Linked DNA regions of Homo sapiens: all the other regions are linked to region 2. The links are chromatin contacts, found by Hi-C or POLR2A ChIA-PET in ENCODE. All regions are on one chromosome and are shown on one strand. The core of a region is the stretch at or near the end of the contact, and the rest is flanking DNA. Distances in the headings are between cores, read along the strand shown.

Region 1 (4,366 bases), core at 1-2,500, 2.2 Mb after region 2:
ACTTTCCGCCCCAGCCACTCCCCAGTTCCTTTACCTGCTGCTTGTCCTCTAGGGAGGTAGAGACGACAGAGCAGTCTGATAGCAGGTTCTTGCGTACCACAGACCCCAAATCTGCAGCTGTGGACTCAAACATGGGAGAAACTACGACATCGTCATCGGACAGCAAGCCCGCTGGCGGAGAAAGGATCCCTTGCGACATGACGGCAGGGGCAGCCTAGGTCTAAAAAGAGACCAAAAAGTGGGCAGGGAGAAGAACCTTTAGGGACAGAAGGGGCCGCGAATTTTAGGTAATAAGTCCCTTGCCCCAGGACACCGTGTCCCGCTTCCTACTTCTTTTCCCCTCCAATTATCGGCAAAGGGGAAGGGAATGAGAGAAGTTCACTTAATGAACAATTGAGAGAAGTTTGAGGCGGCATTTCTGAACGCGAACAGAAGTCCACAGACATCTGGCTCCAAAAGCAGAAGGCTACGCCTAAAGTAGGGCACCTCGCCCGCCGGTGCTGTGGAGGTGGTGTCAGGATCCCTCGGCTCCTTCTCTAACCTCACCCCAAGGACCACCGTGAGAACAGAGATGCAGCATTAAGAGAAAAACAGATGGCTGCAGCTCCGATTTCTTAAAGCCTATTCCGCGCGGGCAAGAGCTGGTAACCCGGGCTCCAGCACAGCCGCACACTCACCCGAAGACGTGCCACTTGCTCCTCCTGGGATACTGGCTTACTCACACCTAGTCGCCGAAGCTGGACTTTCGCAGCCGCAGAGCACAACTCCGCCCACGAGGTGCAGCTTTGTTACAGATACAATATTTTAAATTACGCGCTGCGTTCGTTCGGCCAATCAGATAGGGAAGCCTGCAGCTACCAATCCGCGTAAGGAAAGGGGGCGGGCCTGACTGGAATTCCAGTCGTTCGCTTCTGCTTGACCTCTGAGTTCTAATGTGGGTCCGGGTTACCAACTGTCGTGGATTCGCACTTATTTTGCCTGGGATTCTTCCAACTTAACCTTTTTCCTTGAACCTTAGACATTTCTTACCTAAGAGCCTAAAGGAAATCTTGAGGCTTCAGCAGCCAACTCCTGTCCTTCCTTAGCAACAATCTTAACAGGAGTGCACAGGGTAACTGGTTTAGGGTGCTTGCTTTGTCTTAAGGGGAAAAACGACATTTCCCAGGAGGCACCGCGAACCAACGCCGGTACACTATTTCCCAGAATTCCAGGGTTTCGGCCCTTCCAGACCGTCTCTCCTCAGGGTTGGAGACTTCGGGGCCAAGATGGCGACGGGAACGGGCAGTGAGTATCTGAGCAGGTTTTGCGTGAAAGGCCTTTGTAGATCCGAGGCTAGGCACCATATTTTTGTTACACGCTTAGGGAGTGGGAGAAGTGGGTTGCTTGAGAGCCCAGGGTTTTCAGAGACCTGCGCTCTACAGCATCGTGAAGACCAACGTTTGGGGGCCCAGAAATCTGGGGTCTTGTTTCTCAGGGAGAGAGCGGAGGTGTGAGAGAAGCAGCTTAGTGAATCCTAGTGTGTTAGGAACTCTGCGGGTTAACCGTAAAAGCACTCTAGAAACTTGGGCGTGCAGACGAAAAGATGTTATGAGCCAGACGGAGTAACCGGCACCTCAAAGAGCCATTCATTTTTTTGTCTGACGTTTGTGAGGCAGTGGAAGTGGGGTCTTTTAACCATGAGCTTTTCTTGCCACTCAGGAAATTGCATCTCGGGGATTTCAGCCATTTTTCTTTTTTTGGACTGAAAAGCTCTTTTACCCCCGACATTTGGAGTAGAGGATCTGAGAGAAGTAAACAAGTTTATGCTAAGAGGGAGGCGGGGTAGTAGGAGGGGCTGGCCGCTCGGGTTCCTGGGAAATAAGCCCTGAATAAGTTCAAACTGGAATAAAGTCCAGTATTCTTAAAACTGGGCTTTTAGGGAGAACTGCCTAATCTGACATTCCCTGTTTCTTAATAAAGCGGAGCTTCAAGCCATGGCGTTTTAAGAAATAAAATGTTAATAATTCACATGCAACGAATAGGTACCCCGGTCACTGGTGATATTTCACTTGGAGAGGTGAAAATCAAGATTTGGTTATAGTAGCTCACTTTGTCCTAACAAGTTGGGATGTTTTGTATTAGGCTTTTAGTCCTCTTTTTGGGGATTTTGGAGCTTAGCACTACAGTCTCAGTGGTTGTTTCCAAGGCTTTTTTTTTTTTCTCCCTTTCCCAGAACACAAGCTGCTAAGCACTGGCCCCACAGAGCCATGGTCCATCCGAGAGAAGCTATGTTTAGCATCTTCTGTCATGAGAAGTGGCGATCAAAATTGGTAAGGTATCTAGGATGTCAGCTTTTCTGGGTCTTAGAAATTGTTAGATACTCTTTCACATCGGTAGATTTCTATAGTTAATCATATTAAGCTGTAAGTAGACTTTCTTTTCTTTTTCTTCTTTTTTTGAGACTGAGTCTCCTTCTGTTGCCCAGGCTGGAGTGCAGTGGTGCGGACACGCCCAGCTAATTTTTGTATTTTTTAGTAGAGACAGAGTTTCGCCATGTTGGCCAGGCTGGTCTCGAACTCCTGACCTCAGGTGATCCCCCCACCTCGGCCTGCCAGAGTGCTGGGATTACAGGTGTGAGCCACTGCGCCTGGCCATGCCTGGCTAATTTTGTATTTTTAGTAGAGACGGGGTTTCACCATGTTGGCCACGATGGTCTCAATCTCCTGACCTCATGATCTGTCCGCCTCGGCCTCCCAAAGTGCTGGGATTACAGGCGTGAGCCACTGCCAGGCCTATTTTTTTTTTTTTTTTTTTGAGACAAGATTGCACTCTGTGGCCCAGGCTGGAGGGCAGTGGTGTGATCTTGGCTCACTGCAACCTCCATATCTCAGGCTCAAATGATCCTCCACCTCAGCCTCTTGAGTAGCTGGGACTACAGGTGCACACCACCATGCCCAGCTAATTTTTTTTATTTTTTTGTAGAGATGGGGGTTTCATCATGTTTCCTAGGCTGGTCTCGAACTCCTGCGTTCGAGCGATCCGCCCAACCTACTGGGATTACAGGTGTGAGCCACCAGGCCAGCTGTATTTCTTTTTTTAAACAGCTTTATTGAGATATAATTCACATACTATAAAATTAACCTACTTAAAATGTACAATATAATGGTTTTTAGTATATTCACAGTTGTGCAACCATCACCACAATCTAATTTTAGAACATTTTATTCTAAGAAAAACCCCTTACTCCTTAACTGTCAGTCCATGTTGTCCCCTCCTCACCACCCCCAAGCAAGCACTCATCTACTTTCTATTAATTAATTAATTAATTTGAGACAGAGTCTCACTGTCACACAGGCTGGAGTGTAGTAGTTAGATCTTGGCTCACTGCAACCTCCGCCTCCCAGGTTCAAGCGATTATCGTGCCTTAGCCTCCCAAGTAGCTGGGATTACAGCCATGCGCCACGAGTGGCCTGGCTAATTTTTGTATTTTTAGTAGAGATGAGGTTTTGTCCAGGCTGGTCTTGAAGTAATGCACCAGTCCTGGCCTCCAAAAGTGCTGGGATTACAAGTGTGAGCCACCATACCCAGCCAACTCTCTTGTCTCTGTAGATTTGCCTATTCTGGATATTTCATACAAATGGAATGATACGTGCTCTTCTGGACTTTTTTTTGTTTTTTTTAATCACTTGACATAACACTTTTTAAGGTTCATTCTTATGTAGCATGTATCAATACTTAATTCCTTTTTTAGCTGAATAATAATCTGTTGTATGAATATACCAAGTTTTATTTATCCATCACTTGATAGACAATTGGGTTGTTTCCACTTTTTGGCCATTATGAATAATGCTGATGATGTGCACATTCGTGTACAAGGTTGTGGACAATGTTTTTAATTCTCTTGAGTTTTTTATTCAAGGAGTGAAATTGCTGGGTTATGTAGTAACTTTATTATGTTTGACTTTTTTTTTTTTTTTTTTTTTTTTTTGCAGACAGGGTCTCACTGTCACCCAGGCTGGAGTGCAGTAGTGCGATCGTGGTTCACTGCAACCTCTGCCTCCTGGGCTCAAGTGATCCTCCGGCCTCAGCCTCCTGAGTAGCCGGGACTACAGGCACATGCCATCACCCCTGGCTAATTTTTGTATTTTTTGGTAGGGATGGGGTTTTGCCATGTTGCCCAGGCTGAACTTTTTTTTTTTTTTTAATTTAAATATTTATGTTTTTGTAGAGACGAGGTCCCACTATGTTCCCCAGGCTGGTCTCCAACTCTTGGCCTCAAGTGATCCTCCCAGTTTAGCATCCTGAGTAGTTGGGAATACAGACCCTTGCCACCATGCTTGACTAATTTTTTGTGTTTTTTGTCACTTGTTGCCCAGGCTGGTCTTGA
Region 2 (4,121 bases), core at 909-3,408:
GCGCCTGTAGTCCCAGCTACTCAGGAGGCTAAGGCAGGGGAATCGCTTGAACCCAGGAGGCGGAGGTTGCAGTGTGCCGAGATCGCGCCACTGCACTCCAGCCTGGCGACAGAGCGAAACTCCATCTCAAAAAACAAAAACAAAACCCGCCCCTTTTTCCCCAGAACCCAAAAGAAGTTAATGCCTACCATCCCAGGTTGCTCAGACCTAAAAATGTGTACACATTAGAGTACACACAGAAGAGTTAAAGAAATGAAGGACTTCACTGCAAAGGCAGAGTGAAGGTGTCCAGCCGGGCACGGTGGCTCATACCTGTAATCCCAGCACTTTGGGAGGCCGAGGCGGGCGGATCACCTGAGGTCAGGAGTTCGAGACCAGCCTGACCAACATGGTGAAACCCCGTATCTAATAAAAATACAAAATTAGTCGGGCGTGGTGGCGCACGCCTGTAATCCCAGCTACTCGGGAGGCTGAGGCAGGAGAATCGCTTGAACCCGGGAGGCGGAGGTTGCAGTGAGCTGAGATCACGTGTATTCTAGCGTGGACAACAAGAGCGAAACTCCATCTCAAAAAAAAAAAAAAAAAAAAAAAAAAGAAGAGGTTTCCACAGGTTGCCCCACTTTCTCCAAGCCTAAAACCTCCGAGTTCAGCTACCCAGCTATTCCGAAGCTCAGGGATGCCCTGGAACTTCCTTTTCCTGTCTAACTTCACAAAAGGTCCCAGAAGGAGGAGTCACGTGATTTTTCAGGGTAAAAGCCGAGAGATCCCTAATACTCAAACCTGTCTCAAACTGAAGAGGGAGAATAAGAACCGTCCTTAAGCACACAGGTAAGACACACACAAGGCAGAAGGCAAATAAACGTATCCCTCAACTCTGAGGAGAGGCAAAGAAGAGAAACGATCTTTGCACCAGCTCTGTCTCTGTCTCTGTTTGTCTCTCTCAGTACCAAGGGCAGGGACTCTGGCAAGACCCCGCCCCCCACCCCCAACTCCAAAGCAGGGTGGGCGGGAGGCAGCCTGAGGAGTCCCTGTTCCCGCGCGAAGCTCAGAGACCAAAGGACTCCCTATTGTGGGTCTACGAATGGTGACGGGAACCTGTCCCGCTCGAGCTAAAGAGTAAGCCGAGGGCTCACTAGGCCCTCACCGCGGCCACCGCCGCCATGGAGCCGACCGCTGTCACAGAAGGGCTCCACCAGGGAAGCGGGAGGATGGCCCCGGCCCAGAGCCTACCCAAAGAGAATTCACGCCTCACAATGTGTGGGAGGCGAGGGTCCCGGAGCCTTACCTCGGACACTTCGTCCTCGTCACTGCCAGAGGCACCACCTCCACCCCCGGTCCTCAGCACGGCAGCCGCCAACTTGAAATCCAGCGCCGCGTCCCCTCCGCCCGTACCGCTGCCGCTGCCGCCGCCGCCGCTGCTGCCGACTCCCGACGCTGGCCCGGCCTCCCCAAAGAGCCTCACGGTGCGGATCCCCAGACCGACCCCTCCCGGCGGAGGCGGCTCCGAGGCCCCAGCTGGGGCGGATCGCGGAGCCACAGAGTCCAGGTCCTCCTCAAAGGAGGTGCCGCCGCCTCCGCTATCAGTCAGCATTGTTCGCACCCGGAGCCGGAGACGGTGCCGACCCACTCGCGGTCACCGCCGCCGCTGATCTCGGGAACGAGAAGAGCAGCAAGAGGAAGAAGCGTCTCCTTTCCCCCGTCCCAGCAGCGCCACTAACTTCTCACTGCCTAACCTGCTGCCTCCCGCCCCCTCGACTCGCCACTGGCTGCAATACCCTGGCGGCTGCAGATCATTGGCCAAAGTGACCCGTCGCTCAGGCTCTTCGTCACGCGCCGCTCGCTGGCTCGCAGCCGCCAAGCTGCGTTGACCCGCGCAGGCCTAGGCGGTTGCGAACACCCGCCTCCCACTCTTCACCAGCTGACTTCCGCTCTTTTCCTATGTCTATTGGCCAACCCGCCTGACTATCGCGTCACGACCTTAAAGTGGATTAGTTGGCCTTGTGGTCAGTCATAGTGACCCCGAACAATGGGAGAATTCATTGGCGCCATAAAGTGTCGGTCACTTTGTCGCGGGACGTCGCGTGGTACAATTGGCCTGTGGGAGTACCATTGATCCCGCCCTCATCTGAGGTGACGGGAAAGGGCCGGGAAATTTCCACTTCTGAATAAAATGACTGCTGAAGTGATGACCCGCAAGAATTGGTCAAATTTGGAGTAGACTTCACCCTGCGCTTGGTGAAACTTCTACGTCAAGGATGCAAGAGGCGCCGAAGTAACGCAGCTCCCACCTGTCGCTCTCCGCTGGGCGCCGAGACTATGGCCGGAGAATAGCTGCACCGGGATTGGAGAAAGGAAGCCATCAGTCTTAGGAAGGCTCCACCTTCCTGCCATTGCCTGGTTGGAGGAGCGTAGCGTCAGTCACTAGAGCAGTCACCACCTCTGGGACAGGTGAAGATGTGTAACCTATTTGCCGGGGGCTATTTGGGAGGGAATAGAGGACGGGGAGCGATGAGGGGACAGTCGAGGGGCAAGGCCGATCTCGCTTCGCGCCTCCCGCCTTTCTGAGTTGAGCCTAGCGCGCGGGTCTGAGGGACATCCGGGGAGCTGCTTGGGATGGCCGCCTTGGGGAGACTCGACCCGCCCGCCAGGACCCGGCCGCGCGCCGCAGTTCGGGCGCCTTCGGGCAGGATCGCCCAGCGGGGCCGCGTTCTCCTGCTTGCGGACGGCTGCGGGCCTGAGGGCTGGACAGCGCCATGCCTCAGTACCGGGAACTGTCCCACGTAGGAAGGTGGGAATGCCGCGAACGGCGTGCGGAATCCGACCTCAAGGTGGAACGGGGTGGTGAAGAGTGCATGCTCCGAGGCAGTTTCGAGTTCTGGTGCTGCCACTTACTTGCTGCCTGACTTCGGCGCGTTTGCTGTTTCATTTTTGTGACTTTCAACTCGCTCCTCTGTGAAATGGGAGTAATATTAGTACCTTCCTCATTGGGTTGTTGTTATGAATAAATTAGATGATAATATAGCGCTTAGCAAAGTCCCAAACTTACAGGAAAGACTCATTTTTGCTAGTTATTGTCTCCTCTTCCTTCAGGAACTCTCTGCTCGCCCCTGGGTCCTGCCAGCCCAACTAATTCTAGTTCTAATCAGATCTGTGTGGTGCAAAACAAGGCTAGCTGTGGTGGTCTTCCCTCCTCTAAGGAGATCTCTTCCTCCCTATATGCATCTCTCTATCTCTGTCTTTATCTTGTCAGTAAAGAGGGGGGTTAAAAATATTCAGATTCTATAGCGGGCGCCGTGGCTCACGCCTGTAATCCCAACACTATGGGATGTTGAGGCGGGCGGATCATTTGAACCCAGTAGTTCGAGCCCAGCCTAGGCAACATGGTGAAATCCCGTCTTTACCAAAAATACAAAAATTGGGCTCGGCGCGGTGACTCACGCCTGTTAATCCCAGCACTTTGGGAGGCCTAGGTGGGCGGATCATTTGAGGTTAGGAGTTCTAGACCAGCCTGGCCAACATGGCGAAACCCCGTCTATACTAAAAATACAAAAATTAGCCAGATGTGATGGTGCGTGCCTGTAATCCCAGCTACTCGGGAGGCTGAGGCAGGAGAATCACTTGAACCCAGGAGGCGAAGTTTGCAGTGAGCCAAGATCGTGCCACTGCACTCCAGGTTAGGCGACAGAGCAACACATCGTCTCAAAAAAAAAAAAAAAATTAGCCGAGCATGGTGGTGCATGCCTGTAATTCCAGCTACTCAGGAGGCTGAGGTGGGAGGGATCCCCTGAGCCTGGGAGATGGAGGTTGCAGTGAGCCGAGATCGTGCCACTGAACTCCAGCCTGAGCAACAGAGCGGTGCCCTGTCTAAAAAAATTAAAAAAATAAAAAAAAAACGGTTTCTATCTAATCCTTTAATCAGACATGACCAAAAAAGGAGTCTGGTGGTTTGTATGGAAAATATCCTTTGACCCAGAGAATGTCCATATGATAACAGAATTTGGCTGAAAAAAAAAAAAATGGCCGGGCGCAGTGGCTCACACCTGTAATCCCAGCACCTTGGGAGGCAGAGGTGAGCGGATCACGAGGTCAGGAGATGGAGACCATCCTGGCCAACATGGTGA
Region 3 (4,385 bases), core at 376-2,875, 2.1 Mb after region 2:
CACTCACACCTTAGAAGGAGGGCACAAGGAAGAGCAAAGAGATAAACCTGGATGTACCTGGAGTTCTCTGGAAGAAAGGTGCAAGAGAAGTCAATCATCATTACAGTTAACTATCATTTTCATGCATAATTATTACCACCCTGAACAAAATTCTAGCTTCCGGGGAGCTCTCTTCAGCTGCTTCCCCTATATTCTTACGGGAGAAGCTAAAGCTTATATCACTTCTGCTCTTGGTTTCTTAACTCTGCTGCCCTCAAAGATCAACCAGAGAGGGAACCTAAGTGCAGGATTTTACCCTAGAGACCCCAGGCCTCAGGCTAACCAGCTATGAGGAGCAGGGAATGAAGCAAACTCTCCAGCTTTTCATGAGGCATTTGGACAAACAGCAAACTCCCAGCCACCTCTAGGATCAAGTCAAGACAGTGAATTTGTGTTTTTCTGCATTTTAATTGTTGGGATGTGGCCACACACAGTGGTAATTGGAACAATGCAACTACCACCACGCAACTGATACTCTCAGCCTGAGTTTCCTAAAACAGGCCAGGCTGCGAGGGGGAACAGAACGGAAGCCATAAGGAATCAAACCAGGACACAAAAGAAGGCAAACCAGCTCCGCGAGGGGCCTCCTCTTTCTCAAGCAGGCATTGAAAAAAGTGTAAGAAGCCCTCTCTTGCCGCCTTCCTTCCCCTTCCATTTTGTGTATCTGAAGGGTAGAGACAGCCCTGAATATTCACTAAACAAGTTAAAACTTCTCAGTTTAACAACTGGCACGGGGCTCAGCCCTTCACAGAGCAGCAGGCCGCTAGGCCCTCTCAGCAACCCCACCAGACCTAACTCTCAGTCCAGGCTTTCCCTCCACCAGCAGCCCCCAAAAATAAAGATCAGACCCCCACCCCATCTCCTATTGGATGGCAGTAACCCCTGACACTCCTGTTTCAGGGATGCTGAGGTTGTGCTGTACCAAGACAAGGTAGGATCAGGTCAGGCCAACAGGGAGGAGAGTCACAAACCCTTTGGGGACCTTCCCCTCAGGTCCCAGCCCCACACCTCCTGGGGAGACTGAAGAAAAACATGAGGAAGGCAGGGAGCTGCATGAACAGGTAGGTGGAGATCTGCCTGCTCTTCTTCCATATGGTTCTGGTGGGGAAAGGGGTGACAAGTGGGGAACACCCCTCCCCCCACCCCCATGAAGAAGCAAAAGGCTAGGCCCCTCCAATCTTCAACCTCTCCCTCTGTTGCCCTGCCTGTCCCCGCGGGGTGGGGCATGGGGCGTCCGCTGGTCCCCGGGGCGGGGGGGGGGGTGCGCCAGGGCTCGCTCAGGGGGGCTGTCGTTCGCCTCTTCCCACTAGGTTCCATCATCTGGCCGCGGGAAGCGAACTCAGGACGCAGGGGATGGGGAGGGTCTGGGACTTAGCACTCCGCCACCCCCTCCCCCACCGGGTCCCGTGCTCTCCCCGCAGAGGCGGCCAGCGAGGCCCGGCCGCGCGGGCGGTCGGGCTGGGGGAGGGGAAAGAGGGAAGGAGGGAGGGACGGTTGAGGTGCCCGCCCCGAGGCCCCAGCGCCACCTGCCCTCCACCACCTACCGCGGTTCCTCCAGCTCCCAGGGCCGCGGCCGGAGCAGCTCTGAGCGCTCGGTTCGCCCCACGGTGCCCTTAAAAGGCGCTGGCGCGAACCAACGAGTCCCTGAGGAGAGTAGGGGGACAGCTCCGGCTCGCAGAATCCCCCCAAGCCACCCATGGAGGGCGCAGCTCCGTGTCGTGTCTCTCTCAAAGTGTCTCTCGGACAGCGCTGTTGGGAACGAGCCTGGCGCTTTGATTTAGGGATGGGGGTGGTTTCCTCACTAACGAGTCACCCCCTCCAAAATATCGCAGAAAGTGGACGGCCCCAGTTGGAGGCACATCTTGAAACCCGCGGGGGAGGCCATGTCGGAAGAAGGTAAACAAAGGCATCGCCCCTGCCCTCCCTCCCTCCAACGGCCCAACTGCAGCCTCCCACTCGGTTCGGGCCGCGTCACGCAATTAGCCACAGTGCCCCTCACCTGCTCTGCTGCCCCGCCCTCCACGACCACCTCTTCGAAGGAATCCCCCTTCCCCCAGCAAAGGACCCGTCCGCGGCGTGAAGGCTGCTGGGAAGTGTGGTCCAAGCGCGGATTAGGGCCTGCTCGGAGTCCCAGGAGCCCCTCTTGCAGCTGCCGGATCGGCCTGAACCTTAAAAACCCAGGACTTATAATGGTTGCGGGGACGTTTCCACTTGGTTCTGTAATTTGCCCTCACCCAGAACACTTTGTAAAGCTCAGGATAGCCCAGGGCTGTTCACTCCCTCTCTTCTCTCTCCGCCCCCTCCCCCCCAGCAGGATGAGGTAATGGGATTGTGATTATGACATCATAGGCGGTTCAGTTGCTTGCGTTTGCCTGGGGGGAGGTGCGGGGAGGTGGGGAGAAGTGCGGTGGTTAGACTTTCCTTAAACAGAAAGGGAAGGAGGAAACAGGCAGATGGGGAAAAGATGTTGACGGCGCTATATTTCCACTTCAGGAAGACAAAACCACCTTTTATTAAGTCTCCACCACTACCACCACCTCCCACATGAGCCAAAATTTAAGTCTTTTTTAAAGAGATTGAATGTAGACGTTAGTGTGTGAAGAGGTTGGGTTGATGGTTTCTGGCTCTTATGTAAATTCGAGTCTCAGCTAGCATCACAGATGGTTTAGGGAGACAAGCAAAAAAGTGGATAAAGGAGAGGCTTTAAACAATGCGTTCGTGTTGTGATCTCTTTGTAATACAAAGTTTTCTATTTCTTTTTTTTAATTGATTGGAAAGTAGCAGTAATGCAAGTAATCTTCACTATTACACTTAGCAGCAAGTCCTCTGAAAGACATCTGTTTTCTGTAAATATTTTGTGCCTTACTCAAGACTGGGACAGGTAAATAGCTGTGATCAGCTGGAAAGTAGAGCCAGTGGCGGGGGTCGTCCTCACTGAGCCAGGGAGGGGAGGAGGCAGGAGCCACCAAGTCTACAAACTGAAAAAGAGTAGAGGAAAAATGAGGTACAGTACTAACTGAGAAAATAGGGGTGGAAAGATTTACCTTGCACTGCTTATTTCCCCTTGGCAAAAGGAGCAGAGTTAGGGGCCATGAAGTAGGGGACACATGGTTTCCAATAATTGCTCTTATGTACCAGACACCATGCTACATTTTTTTTTTTTTGTAAAAACAGGGTCTTGCTGTTGCTCAGGCTGGAGTGCACTGAGGCGATCACAGCTCACTGCAGCCTTGAACTTCTGGGCTCAAGCAATCCTTTCCATCTCAGCCTCCTGAATAGCTAGAACTACAGGGGTGTGCCACCATGCCCAGCATATTTATTTCTATTTTTGTAGAGAGAGGCGTCTTGCTATGTTGCCCAGGGTAGTCTCAAACTCCTGGCCTCAAACAATCTTCCCATCTTGGCCTCACAAAGTGCTGGGATTGGCGTGGTGTCTCACACCTGTAATCCTAGCACTTTGGGAGGCTGAGGCAGACGGATCACCTGAGGTCAGGAGTTCGAGACCAGCCTGGCAACAAAGTGAAACCCCGTCTCTACTAAAAAATACAAAAATTAGCTGGGCATTGTGGCGCCCATCTGTAATCCCAGCTACTCGGGAGGCTGAGGCAGGAGAATCGCTTGAACCGGGGAGGCAGAGATTGCAGTGAGCCGAGATTGTGCCACTGCACTCCAGCCTGGGCAACAGAATGAGACTCTGTCTCAAAAAAAAAAAAAAACAAATGAACAAAAAACGAAGTGCTGGGATTCCAGGTGTGAACCACCACACTTGACCTACATACTTTGATATATATTCTCATTTTTTCTTACAATCATCAAATGAAACAAAACCTTCTCTTTGACAAATGAAACAGCCCAAGAAGTTAAGTGACTGCCCACATGGTAGGCAAAGGTACTCTCAAAAAGCAGTCTAAAAGCCCTTGCTTTTCACCACTAAGCTGTTCACCTTTTTATTATTAATTAAATTAATAATTTAATTATTATGAATTAAATGGTTGAGTTAAAAGTAGGCATTGGCTCATTTGCAAAACATTGAAAGAAACTGAGACCCAAAACAAAACAAAAAAAACAAAACAAAAAAAAAAACCCTGCAAGTCAAGTTTCAGGCCTCATTTCAAAGGAAGGTTACATCCCCTTTCGTCATCTATAAAATGGCCTCCCAGTGCAGCCCAACACTCCTACCCATAATTAAATCTCCTTATTCCACTTTTAGTTCCCAAGGATTTTTTACTCATGTCCTGCTCTTTCCCTGCTGCCCCCTTTTTAGTCTTTTGTTCTTGAGCCACTGCTTTGAACTGCATCTTAATTATGCCCTCATGGGCCAAACCCCATCTGTGACCCTGCTCCAG
Region 4 (4,227 bases), core at 1,728-4,227, 2.5 Mb after region 2:
GCTTATCAGGATTAAAAATGTTACATTTTTTTCTCAATTTTGAAAATTAAACTTTATTAATCTAATTATAAAAGTAATAATTTAAAAAATCTAAACTAGAAATATAAAAAGTAGGATGTGGTTTCTAGAATTAGTCTGGCAAATATTCTTCAGACATTTCTTTATGCATACACATTTATAAAGAAAATAATTTTATCTTTACAAAAATGAGGACACATTATACACACTATTCTGCAAGTTGACTTTTTCTCTACATGAGAGTAAGGCAATATAGTATGGTGAGTGGTTAAGGTTACATGGACTTTGAATTCAGACAGATAAGGGTGTGAGTCCCATCACAGGGATAGTATCTCTTACCCCCTAGTTTTGTTGTGAGAAGTGAGATGATGCACACAGAACATTTTAAACTGTGTTTTGGCACATGATGAGTTTTTAAAAATATTAACTAGTGGCGGGGCGTGGTGTTGCACCCATAATCCCAGAACTTTGGGAGGCTGAGGTGGGTGGATCACCTGAGATCAGGAGTTCGAGACCAGACTGACCAACATGGTGAAAACCCTGTCTCTACTAAAAACATACAAAATTAGCCGGGCGTGGTGGCACAGGCCTGTAATCCCAGCTACTCCGGAGGCTGAGGCAGGAGAATCGCTTGAACTCAGGAGGTGGAGGTTGCAGTGAGCCACTGTACTCCAGCCTGGGTGACAGAGCGAGACTGTCTCAAAAAAGAAAAAAAAAAGAAAAAAAATCACATTATAAATGGAGATTCAGGTTGCTGTATTATATTAAAAAAAGTGTTCTTTAAAAATCTCTGAATAATGGGATTATAAATGATCTTTTTACTTACATTTTTACATTTTCCAAATGTTCTGTAGTAAGCATGTAGTTTTCATAACCAAGCTTTTATAAAGCAGTCTAAGATATCTTAATTTATAAAGTTGCCTACAGTTATCTTTTTTTTTTTTTTCCTTGGGACAGGGTCTCAGCCTGTCACCCAGGCTGAAGTGCAGTCGTTGCAATCACAGTTCACTGCAGCCTCGACCTCCTGTGCTCAAGCAATCCTCCACCTCAGCCTTCTCAGTAGCTAGGACTACAGGGGTGTGCCACCACACCTGGCTAATTTTATAGTTGTCTTTTCAATCAAGAGCAGACTCAAACTCACCCCTACAACACCAATTAATTACTTAATTGCTATACAATTGCCAGTGTGTAGCACATACCAACATGAGACAATACTGCCAGTGAGCTTTCATCTACTGTTATGTTGGGTGCCATCGACAAATGCTCTTTAATACTCCTCTTTGCATATTAAGCCAATGCTATTGACCCACAGGTAGGAGGAATGCAGGTTGAGATGTTTTCCCAGTCCTCCTTAATTATTTGCATTGACTCAGCACAAACTATTTTTTTAACTGCAATAGGTCAGTGAAAAGAACCAAGCTAATGGCAGACACCAAGATGAACTTTGGCCTCATTTGTACTTTGATTTATGAAACTCAGCTGATGTGTCTATATGACTCTAAACAAAATCAAATTGCAGTTGCCAACCCAAGGGATGAATTATGCTCAAGACAGAACTGCCAAATGAAAGGAATAATTCTAATTCAGTCAGTATTGACTATGGAAGCTTCTTACATTTGCGATGTAAAATTTTGCCCCTTAAGAACTGAAAATAGTCAATTTCTAAATGAAATGAATCTAAATGAATTTAAGATTATGTTTAAACGTGTCACTGTATTTTGAGTTTTAGTAGCCTGACAGCCTGTGGTTTTGAAGTTTGTATGTTTTATTTTTCATCTCCACATTTTAACTTCTTAGTTCAAACAAACAGCATCTTTATATCTGTGTACTTACATATACATAGGTTTATTAAAAAAATAAAGTAGAGTAACAATTCCTGAAGTGTGGTTGTAATTTCTACTTCCTTTCTGTAATGCAACTTATGTTTCGAAGCCCCTGTGAGATATAAGACAAAATTTTTCTTTACATTATTATGTAATTTATAAGTGACAACAATGGAAAAACCACAGCCACTTTTAGTCCTTACACTGCGGGGAGGAAAGCTCCAATAGCTTCTGGCTATTTTTCAATTCTTAGTTTTACGAGGCAGGGATAATTTTTTTACTATATACTATTAATAACAGATTTTTTTTTTGAGACGGAGTCTAGCTCTGTCGCCAGGCTGGAGTTCAGTGACGCGATCTCGTCTCACTGCAGCCTCCGCCTCCCCGGTTCAAGCGATTCTCCTGCCTCAGCCTCCCGAGTAGCTGGGACTACAGGCGCGCGCCACCACACCCAGCTAATTTTCGTATTTTTAGTAGAGATGGGGTTTCACCATGTTGGCCAGGATGGTCTCGATCTCTTGACCTTGTGATCCGCCCGCCTCGGCCTCCCAAAGTGTTGGGATTACAGGCTTGAGCCACTGCGCCCGGCCACTAACAGATTTTATATCATGATGTCTTCTCGCCAGTCTTAAGATGAAAAAGCAAAATACGAAACAAGTAAAACCTCTCATCTGTCCTAACCGTTTTCTCCACCCTCAATACAGCTTCTTGGGAAGGCTGGTTTCTGCTGGACAGGGGAAAAACACCTCGGCTTGAATTCTGTCAAGGTCACGACTCCCCAGATCAACCAAGGACTTTAGAGACCGGCCTAGCGACGGTCACTCGACAGGTGACAACGCCCAGCTCGAGCCTCCGGCAAGAGGCGAGCGCCACCTCGCTCAGGGCTTCAGTTTTCCCGTCTGTGCAATGGGACCATCTGTCCCTCTCCGCTTCCCCAGGGGAGGCTGTGAGGGCTAAAGGTGTCGGCAGTCACATCTCTCAAACGAATTTGGGGCCGCAGAGTTCCTTTCAGGGTGTCTGGAACTGCCAAATCGCCCCTGTCCCTCCCACTCCTTAAGAGGACCCCTCACCGCCTCGGTGCCACCGTGACGCCTCAGCCATGGCGGACCTGCACTACACCGCCCGTTCGTTCGCCTGAGGCCGCGGCGCTTGCGCGCTAGTCTTGCGGCGCGCGCTGCCCGGCTCTGACGCCTGCGCGAGCCCCCAGCTCCTCCAGGGCGGCGAGCTACTCGACAAGTCGTCAGCGCGGCTGCGCCGCAGGAGCCCGGGAGGCCTTTCGCCCGAGGCGGGCTGCGGGCTGCTGGGGTCTGGTGCGGAGGGCCAACTTCTGGGAATAACCTGGCTGTGGGCTTAAAAATCGTAGTCATTCATTATCACGGGCTTCTCTCTCTCGAATACCTTTAACATTTATCGCCTTGTTAGTCTCCACATCCACCTCCGTGAAAGGTAGGTATTTTTGTCCTCATTTTAGGCCTGAAGAAACCGAGAAGCTGAGAAATGAAGTAATTCACTGGAAGTTGGGGCCAAGTCTTGGATGCCCAAGCCCAAATTCCTAACCGTGACCCTACGCTGCTGCTGCTGCTGCTACTTGCAGAAACTGGTTATTAACCGAGAGCTGTTGCTGGAAGTAGCTTCCACTCCCCTGCCCCCGTGATGTAAAAATAGATGAAAAACTCTGCAGTGATTATGTGAAAGGTCAGGCCGACACAGGAGTCCTGGGGCCCAGACCCACATCTGACCCAGAAGCTTTGCAAAGATGAGAAGGTTGGTAAACCAGCTATAGAAAAGGCCAAACTAATTTGGCTGTAAATTAAGGCAGCCAAAAGCCCTCCAGGATGTAAGACCAGGACGGATTCTCGTGTTGATAAAAAGGAAAATAAAATGGAATCCAGTCCAAAGGCCCCAGGGAAACCTGCAAAGAAAACCACTAACCAGTTTTGAAAGTAAAAGATAAAGCCACTTTTGTTATTTCCCTGAAAGAGATGTAGACTGCTGTCGATAAATGCTGTTTTATGTGTAGATAAAAAGCAAAACGGCCACACAGTAGTGAGGGTCAAAAACTACCATCGATGAGAGGAACAGGAGAGGCCTCGCAAAAGGCTGACAGCCAGTGAACTAGAAGCCCGAGAGGAAAAAAAGCTTTAGAATAGTTTTAACAAAAGGATTTGGGCTTTCCTGTACTGGGACTCTCAGCTGTTCACAAAATTATGCTTTCTAAAGTAACAGATTATCTGAAATTGAAATTATTAGAGGAAAAACACCCATATATAGGTAATCAAATTTACATAATTTTTTTTTTTTTAGAGATGGAGTCTCGCTATATTTCCCAGTCTGGCCTCAAACTCCTGATCTTAAGGGATCCCCAGCTCAACCTCTCCCAGCAGCT

Evidence for each region. A loop is a pair of places that touch in the nucleus more often than their neighbours do. ChIA-PET counts read pairs that join two places held with the same protein, here RNA polymerase II (POLR2A). Pooled maps may share reads with other maps.
Region 1: a loop to region 2 is called in a map of ascending aorta, with 5 times the contacts of the local background. The contact joins the promoter of BRD8 here to the promoter of ANKHD1-DT in region 2. A Hi-C loop is called at or near these places in 1 of 168 maps with a recorded cell type or tissue (ascending aorta) and 11 of 50 pooled maps. POLR2A ChIA-PET finds 5 or more read pairs at or near these places in 1 of 52 experiments (naive thymus-derived CD8-positive, alpha-beta T cell).
Region 3: a loop to region 2 is called in a map of CD8-positive, alpha-beta T cell, with 23 times the contacts of the local background. The contact joins the promoter of FAM53C here to the promoter of ANKHD1-DT in region 2. A Hi-C loop is called at or near these places in 3 of 168 maps with a recorded cell type or tissue (CD4-positive, alpha-beta memory T cell, CD8-positive, alpha-beta T cell and naive thymus-derived CD4-positive, alpha-beta T cell), 1 of 37 single-sample maps with no recorded cell type and 12 of 50 pooled maps. POLR2A ChIA-PET finds 5 or more read pairs at or near these places in 1 of 52 experiments (naive thymus-derived CD8-positive, alpha-beta T cell).
Region 4: a loop to region 2 is called in a pooled map, with 14 times the contacts of the local background. The contact joins the promoter of PKD2L2 here to the promoter of ANKHD1-DT in region 2. A Hi-C loop is called at or near these places in 7 of 50 pooled maps. POLR2A ChIA-PET finds 5 or more read pairs at or near these places in 2 of 52 experiments (GM10248 and activated T-cell).

What each region holds. Positions count from the first base shown.
Region 1 is chr5:138,175,514-138,179,879 of GRCh38, reverse strand. BRD8 (bromodomain containing 8) reads left to right here and starts at 1,250. Exons shown (of 27, transcript NM_139199.2): 1 at 1,250-1,284; 2 at 2,213-2,309. The coding sequence starts at 1,266. KIF20A (kinesin family member 20A) reads right to left here and starts at 768. Exons shown (of 19, transcript NM_005733.3): 1 at 678-768; 2 at 35-220. The coding sequence starts at 199. RefSeq lists enhancers at 939-1,108, 1,249-1,298, 1,006-1,300.
Region 2 is chr5:140,399,438-140,403,558 of GRCh38, reverse strand. It overlaps ANKHD1-DT (ANKHD1 divergent transcript), which reads left to right and starts at 2,158. Exons shown (of 2, transcript NR_186045.1): 1 at 2,158-2,448. ANKHD1-EIF4EBP3 (ANKHD1-EIF4EBP3 readthrough) reads right to left here and starts at 1,726. Exons shown (of 36, transcript NM_020690.6): 1 at 1,286-1,726. The coding sequence starts at 1,591. It overlaps ANKHD1 (ankyrin repeat and KH domain containing 1), which reads right to left and starts at 1,726. Exons shown (of 34, transcript NM_017747.3): 1 at 1,286-1,726. The coding sequence starts at 1,591. RefSeq lists enhancers at 1,523-2,412, 2,603-2,652, 2,743-2,892, 2,983-3,132.
Region 3 is chr5:138,335,506-138,339,890 of GRCh38, reverse strand. FAM53C (family with sequence similarity 53 member C) reads right to left here and starts at 1,625. Exons shown (of 5, transcript NM_016605.3): 1 at 1,584-1,625. LOC100128966 (a long non-coding RNA gene) reads right to left here. Exons shown (of 4, transcript NR_146628.1): 4 at 2,745-3,017. It also overlaps a transcript of CDC25C not described here. RefSeq lists silencers at 1,176-1,265, 1,316-1,665 and enhancers at 1,746-2,225, 2,396-2,475.
Region 4 is chr5:137,888,207-137,892,433 of GRCh38, reverse strand. It overlaps PKD2L2 (polycystin 2 like 2, transient receptor potential cation channel), which reads right to left and starts at 2,977. Exons shown (of 15, transcript NM_001300921.2): 1 at 2,912-2,977; 2 at 1,852-1,953. The coding sequence starts at 2,942. It overlaps PKD2L2-DT (PKD2L2 divergent transcript), which reads left to right and starts at 3,115. Exons shown (of 4, transcript XR_948815.3): 1 at 3,115-3,287; 2 at 4,146-4,227.